2 separate regions of the Homo sapiens genome follow, and region 2 is linked to region 1. A link is a contact called in ENCODE Hi-C or POLR2A ChIA-PET data. All regions are on one chromosome and are shown on one strand. Each heading gives the region's core, a stretch centred on a gene start or an enhancer-like site at or near the end of the contact. The rest is flanking DNA. Distances are from core to core; before and after follow the strand shown. Region 1 holds the start of ADGRF1 (adhesion G protein-coupled receptor F1). Region 2 has its middle 64 kb from the start of ADGRF1.

What was found. Hi-C counts contacts between places; a loop is a spot of excess contacts on that map. ChIA-PET counts read pairs that join two places held with the same protein, here RNA polymerase II (POLR2A). Pooled maps may share reads with other maps.
Region 2: a pooled map shows a loop between it and region 1 (5-fold over the local background). The contact joins the enhancer-like site here to the promoter of ADGRF1 in region 1. A Hi-C loop is called at or near these places in 4 of 168 maps with a recorded cell type or tissue (HepG2, PC-3, PC-9 and 1 more) and 2 of 50 pooled maps. POLR2A ChIA-PET finds 5 or more read pairs at or near these places in 3 of 52 experiments (OCI-LY7, PC-9 and activated T-cell).

What each region holds. Positions count from the first base shown.
Region 1 is chr6:47,040,756-47,044,531 of GRCh38, forward strand. It overlaps ADGRF1 (adhesion G protein-coupled receptor F1), which reads right to left and starts at 1,577. Exons shown (of 15, transcript NM_153840.4): 1 at 1,436-1,577. RefSeq lists an enhancer at 3,490-3,776.
Region 2 is chr6:47,104,532-47,108,307 of GRCh38, forward strand. No RefSeq gene overlaps it. Among named protein-coding and RNA genes, the nearest start is that of ADGRF1, 64 kb to the left of the region's middle. Within about 2 kb of position 2,185, at least 2 of the 41 ENCODE cell types and tissues checked have a DNase peak (open chromatin) inside an H3K27ac peak, as active enhancers do; they include PC-9 and mammary epithelial cell, where a contact is called at or near this core.

The sequences.
Region 1 (3,776 bases), core at 327-2,826:
TATTTATATCCAAATTTGAATGAATGTGTTCATTTACTTTTTTAAAGAGATGTTTGCATTCCTTTAGTTGTGTAATGAAAGACATTAGAAGGCACATTGTTGTGAAAGTATGGTGCTTTCCTTGCCCTCAGCCCAGCAACAGACAGACCCTGTTATTGGGACACTGTCCCTGTTTTTTAAGAAATTTACTCTACTTTTGGAGAAGAAAGACATACAAGGCATCCAACAATAATTCACATCAGCTTGGGGTTGTGCACAAAAGGTGAGTTTGCAAGTTGAGCTTGTCAGACTCCACAGGCATACACTCCTATTTCCAATCTTAACGCTTATTGGCACCATTTTACAAATGAAATAACCAGGATAAGACAACTAAATAATTTGCTCAATGTTTTACTACTTGTCAAAGGTTGAATAAAGTATTATGGGACCATTATTAGAACACTGTTGTCAATTTGGGTTATGGTTAGATAATGAGTGGTGTTTTCTTAATGACAACAGAGCATAATAAAAGGCTTGTGTTAATATTCTAACATATTAAAGAATGTACTTTTATTTATTTTTTGTTATTCTTGCCTCTGTTTGTAATTTCCAGCCCATGAATGCTATTATCAAGTTGAGCTTAATGGATCTCAGCATGAAAAAGCCAAGGTCATCACTTCTCCACACCTCTCCCACCTTGACCTTCTTTCTATATCTCCTTCGGTATTTTTCCTTCATGTAGTCTCTGGCATGGTACATTACATAGGCTATCAGGTTTACATAAATGGATTTTTCATGAAAACAAAGAAAAGAGAAAAGAAAAATTATATATTTTCAAGGCCTCTACTAAGAAAATACAGTGTGACATTTTATATTTATTTGGGGAAGTAGCAGGAGAAATGGTTAGTCAATTCTAGGGTTTTTTGGAGTCCTGGGAAGGAGTTAAATTGAGAAGTACTTCCTGGATATATATGGATCCAGGCAAAGCTTAAACTAATTCACCCTAAAGGAAAAATAAGCTTAATTCTCTCAAGCATAATTTTATTTTAAGAGATTGCAAGGGTTAACGTATTATGAATTAGTGAAAACCATATGACTGATACTTTAACAAGTATCTTTGGTGGAGCCCTTTTTATTCTAGGCAATCTACCTCCCTGGCACATCAGAACAATGGGGTTCCTGTGTTATCACAGAGGGAAGAGTGTGCTTTCAGTCAGAAAATCTGGAGCTTGAGCCTCAGCCAATCACCTCATTATAGTTAGTAAGCGGGTTGAAATCTGTTGTTTCTGCTCATTGCTTTTTCAACTCTGTTCCCTTATTTAACCATCTTCAGGAAATGATACATTGAAATCAGAATTTTTTTTTCAAGGAGAGAAAAAATAATCTCAGATTAACAGGTAGTACTGGTCATCGTAATACACGTTCTTAGTAATCAAAGTACAGTTATTGGGCTTACCTGGTGATTTATCTCTTCACACCAGAACTCGAGGGAGCCCTTCCTTCAGTATACTTGTGGCTCAATCACTTCTTATGCTGTTTGGAAAGAAAGTATCAGTATCTGAGCCACAGCAGCTCACTGGCATGAACACAGGCTCACTGATCCATCAGCAATTCCTGGCACGCATTACTGCCTGTGCAGGTAGACAAGCCTGGGACACACCCCCTTCAAGAAGGAAACAAAATACTTTTCTCCTAACTCCCCCTCCCGCTTAAAGTCACTATCAGGTCTGGTAAGAGGAAGGAGCACAGAGCTCAAGACTTAATGATTCTCCCAGCAGACATAAATGGGTGTCTGAAATCACAGAAGGGAAATGGGAGAGAAAAGCTCTAGGGGAATGTGGAACACTTTTGCCCTAGATCGGTTTACTACAAAATGCTACTCCATCAAATCTTCCTGTCCAACCTCTGAACACACTGGGTCATACCCTATAAAGCTGAAGGAATGCAGCCCTTCATGCATAATTCCAATGAGGAGAGGTGGGTAATTCCTGTGGGGCAGAAATAAGGGTAGATACTGTTTTTCCTTTTCCAACTTTTTTATTTAAGACTAAAGAATCAACTAGCTACTTTCCCAGATAAAACAACCTCAGACTTCTGGGTGGGGTAGTACCAAAGGAGCTGTGGCAAAAGACAGCAACAGGGTGGATGCTGGGGTGAATGCTTTTGGTGTGTTTTTTGTGCTTAGAAAACCTAGAGTGAAACCTGATTAACTTCTTTAGTAAAGATTTGTTTTCTTTCCAAGGAGTCATCCAGTTTGAAAACTATGAAAGGTCAAGATTATTATGTGCTGTATCTTTAGCCACATTGGCTCATAAATTACTTTTGGTCAAGGTAATGAGCTACTAACAACCACGTCTAAATTAGCAATTTGTAATTCTGTTATGGAATAATGAAGGGGATAATAATATGTTAATTCTCAAAAATGCCACTGAAAAGAAAGCAAAGGATGTCTCTGAATTCAATTAATTTATTAATTTTCTTTTGTTTCTTTTAAGCACTCCACGTTTTACAAATGACTTGAGCTGGCTTACAATGTTAATGCATAAAATAAAATAGTGTGAGAATAAAAATTTTAAAATCATTATAAAACCTCTATATAAACTATAAAAAAGGAAACTATAAAGAGTCAATTAAGAAAAGTGATGCAAATAATAATCCCTGAAATTATTGTTTCATAAATTTGAAACTTATCTCTAGGACAGAACTTCCTAACAGTTAAAGAAAAGGGGAAGCTAGTCAGGTACACTGTTCTCACAATCAGGAAAGAGGAAGCATCTATGTTTTCATGAAAGAGTAAGTAAATTCTAATAGAAACATCTTTTTTAGAGTGAACAATATTCCCGTCAACATTTGAGCTTCTAATTGCATGTTGAAGACCTTTAGTGCTATGTGGGCCTAAACCCAGTATGACCCACTTGTCTTCCACACCAGCTGGGCCACTGATCCCTATCATACTTAACATGATTGGGTCTGGGTCTAGCCCACTGAAAAAGTTATCAAGAGAATGGGGCTTACCTGACAAACCCCAATTGTCAGGTAGACTCAAGCTTCAACCATTGTTCCTTTGTCCCCCATCAGCCTGGGTGGAAAAAAGCTAATCTCATAATCTAGTCGAGTTAATTCCATTCTCCTTCTGCTTGTTTTCTGTAGGGTTTTGCCTGTTTCACAGTCCACCAATTATAACTGTAGACCAAATTTCAATTCCGAAAGGATAAAGACTTCCAGACATACATACTCTTACTCAGTAGGTCCAATGTCTAAAGTTTTAAGATGAGAGATGCCATCTTCTCAGTTCAGTGCCACCCCTTTCCTATTGTCTATATTAAATTACAAGTGTTTAAAGTAATTCACTGACATCCTAGTAAGAATGTGTTTATAAAATGGAATTAATAATCTACTAATCACTAGAGCAAGAAAGTGGCCATGGAATTGGGTGGAAACAGTTGAAATGACCAACTAGTGTGGAGTTTAAGGTGGTGAGGGCTTGAAGCTGAGATGGAAGCTCTGTTATCCACCTTTGGCTCATTGTGTCACTGCAGCCCAACAACTTCCTAGGGCCAAGGTATGGCCCTCAGAACCAAAGGAAACCCTACATTGTCTCATTAGACCAAAAACACTTTAGCAGACACTAGTAGGTGAGGCAACCGGTAGACATCAATGATTCCATGAGCACATTGATTTTGGAGAAAATCTGAATCCAAACAGATGAATGCATTTAATAGTCTTTTAATTCCGTGTTTAATAGAAGGAAGTCATAGTACGTCCAATATTCAGATTGTTTCATAAATAAGGTGTGT
Region 2 (3,776 bases), core at 935-3,434, 64 kb after region 1:
TTCCCAGGAGCCCCTACTTTCCCCTGTGTTAAGGCCCTCTCTTAACTTAGTCATCACTCCACCCAACCCTTGAGGAGGAGGCATCAAACAAATGATTCAAAACATTTTCTTTCAAAAATAATAATAAAACTGACAATGCCTTTCTTTCATGCCACAACAGGGCAATCTTTACTGCCAGGGAGAAAGACAGCTTGCTACCTGCACGAATTGGCAAATGGGGCCCATTGCCATGGGAGAAGTTTGTATTTGGTGCCCCACTGGCTGAGAGAAGACAAATATATCCTTGGAGAAACTGTTTGGTTTAATTACCCAAGAGTCAATCTAGCCAAAACTGCTTGCATTTAGCAATTTTTGTTGATTATATTTCTCTCAGTAAACATCAGGTGACAGGAGACAGCAATGAAGAAAGCCAACTTTAGGGTTAAGGGAGGCAAAAAAAGAATTTTTTATAAGCATTAAAAAAAAACCCAACTCACTCCTCCATTTTCACAAATATACTAGTTTAAGACTGATCTGCCAATTTCAGGTGTAGCTGACATTGAATATCTGTGGTCTGATATCCAATTAGGACATAACAATTATAGAATTTTGGAGCTTCAAGAAACTTCAGAGATCATGAGTCTAACTCCTTTCTACAGATGAAGAAACAGACTTAGGGTCTGTTTATTTCTCAGTGTTTCTAAAGTGGCTTGCTGAATATTCAAGAAACTGAGTAAAGGTTAGAACGAGGGTCTTTCAGCTCACAGTGCAGTGCCCTTTTTCACAATTCATTCAAGGGCCATTTTTGGCTAATGCCTTAAATGATGGGAACCAGGCTTTGAACTAGATCCACTTATTGAAAGGAGGGAGCCCTGGAATACCAGTTTTTATAAGAACCTTCCATGGAAGCTTCAGAATCATTTTGTACCCATGGGGTCCCCACTACCATGTGAGGGCATACTTGTCTTCTTTGCCAGGCCCAGCAAAATGTTGAAATGTATCTTGGGGGGGAACTAAATGCCCATGCTTTTGATGGCAATTCAGACTCCCCATCCTCCCACACCAACACCCCTGCCAGCCCTGGTGTACTGGCTCCAAACACTTTCACACAGTCCCCTTTGAGACAGCCCATGCCTCGAGTTGTCACAGCCATCCCCAACGGCTCAAGAGAAGAAGCCAAGACACCAGGTATCTTTGGTCTCCGTAATTACCCGCCGTGCACTGACAGGACAGGAAAGGATTCGCCATTAAAAGCCGCGTTTTAAAACAGAAATGAAGCTCATATTTCAGGAGAAAGAAGGAGTTCCGTTTCAGAGTTGGTTAGAATGAGATGCTAAAGGACATTGAAATGGAAATTTCAACAGACCACTAGAGATGCATAACTGCAGCTTGAGAGAGGAGTAAGGGCTGGAGACCCAGAGGGGAAGTCGTCCACAGCAGGGGATCAGTTGAGACTCTGAGGTGTTCATGGCCCAGAGGCAGCAGCAACAATGAGGCTTTGGAGCTAGATTACTCATGGATTCAAATTCTGGCAGCACTATTTACTTGGCATATGATTTTAGACAAAGTACTTAACCCCTCTCTGCCCCAGTTTTCTCATCTGTAAAATGGAGATAGTAATAGGACTTTACTTTTGAGGATTAAAGGAGTGAAAGCACATAAAGTTAAGCTAGAGGAGTGCCTGGCACATATAAATGTTAGCTAGTACGTTTCTCTTGTTAGTCTCAATATTAAAAGTTTTCAGTGGTTCTCAGGTCCCTCAGGGCAAAATTCAAATTCTTTTGCAGGATCTCTCTGTCCAACATTATGCCTTATTCTCAAGCCTCCTTCTCTGCTATTTGTCTGTTAGGGGTCAAATTGTGTCTTCCAAAATTCATACGTTGAAATCCTAACCACCAGTACTTCAGAATGTGACCTTATTTGGAAATAAGGCCATTGCAGATGTAATTAGCTAAGGTGAGGTCATACTGGAGTTGGATAGGCCCTTAATCCAATATGACTGGTGTCCTCGTGAAAAAGGGAGATTTGGAACAGACACACACAGGGATAATGCCATGTGAATATAAAGGCAGAGGTTGGGTGATAGGTCTGCAAGTTAAGGAACAACAAACATTGCCAGAAATCCACCAGAAACTCGGAGAGAGGCATGGAACAGATTCCCCCTTACAGTCCTCAGAAGGAACCAACTCTACTGATACCTTGATCTAAGACTTCCAACCACCAAAACAGTGAAACAATACATTTTGTTGTCTAAGCTACCCAGCTTGTGGTATTTTGTTATGGCAACCTGAGTAGATAAAAACAGTGCCTGTCCCTCCCCCATGCAGCTACAGGGTATGCCACCCCCCTCCCCGCCCCCCCCCCATACCTCCATGCCTTGGCACTGGCTGATTTCTTTGCATGGAATGCACCCCACCCCACCCCTTTGTCTGGCTTGACAAACTGCTGCTTGTCCTTTGAGATTTAGCTTAAGCATCTTTTCTTCTGTGACTCTTTCACAGAACTTCCCTTCCCAAAGCAAAATTGATCTCTTCCTCCTCCACCATGACCAACCAGGACTTACACATTCCTCTCATAGCACAAGCATGTGGAATTGCTGTGACTGGCCAGTACTGCCTTTGCCTGTAGATAAGATCAGGTGCGTCCAGGATGGTATGGCCGTAGATTGCCTTTGCCTTTAGACCAACCTTCCCTGCATACTCATTAGAGTCAACTAGCCTGATTTTTTTTGGTCAGATCCTACCCCTGAGATTCTGATCAGGTGGTCTGGGGTGGCGCTCTGGCAACAGTATCAAAGGCTATCATGTATTTCTAATGTGCAATTGAGGATAAGGACAGCTGTATTAGACAGTGCTTCCAAAGGACAGGGTTTCAGCCTTATTCTTTGATCTCTTATCACCCTGAACAGTGGCTGGCCATGAGTGAGCACTTAACAAATGTTGGTTGAGCTGGATAAAGGAGCCCAGGTCCTCTGTCCATTTTCTCCTTCTACCCTGTCCTCTCCATATTTAACCCTTCACCTCTCCTCAACAAAACACCTGAAACGAGACTCGTGGACAAATGCTGTCTCGAGGTCTAGAGAATTAGACTGTCTGAAATCAGCATAGGCTGGGGGAAGCAGAAGAATGTCAGTAGTCCCTTTTTTTTGTTTGTTTGTTTAAAAAAAAACAGAATCTCGCTCTGTAGCCCAGGCTGGAGTGCAGTGGTATGATCTCAGCTCACTGAAATCTCTGCCTCCTGCATTCAAGCGATTCTCCTGCCTCAGCCTCCTGAGTAGCTGGGATTACAGGCCTGCGCCACCAAGTCCGGCTCATTTTTGTATTTTTTGTAAAGGCAGGATTTCACCACGTTGGCCAGGCTGGTATCAAACTCCTGGCCTCAAGTGATCCTCCCACCTTGGCCTCCCAAAGTGCTGGGATTACAGGCGTGAGCCACCACACCTGGCCAGTAGCACTTTTAAATAAGGCAAAACAAGCAAACATGCAGAAAGCACTTATTTTAAATATCCATGTCCCCACCTTCAAATATCAAAAGCAGTCTCTTTTCTGTCTGCGAATGTAGGACGTGGGCAAATGGCTCATCAGCCCCGACTTCTACCCCCTCCATGCCTTTCCTTCCAGGATTTCAGAAAGGAAATGTAGTGCTGGCTTTATGTTTCCCCAGTGTTTTCAACCAACCACCCCTTTGTGAAAATGGAGTATGAAAAGATTTTGGAGCCCCAGTTTTTCCTTCTAGCATGTCAACATTTTTTCTCCCTTTCTCCTTCCTCTACATAAATACTAAGATGAAAACAAATG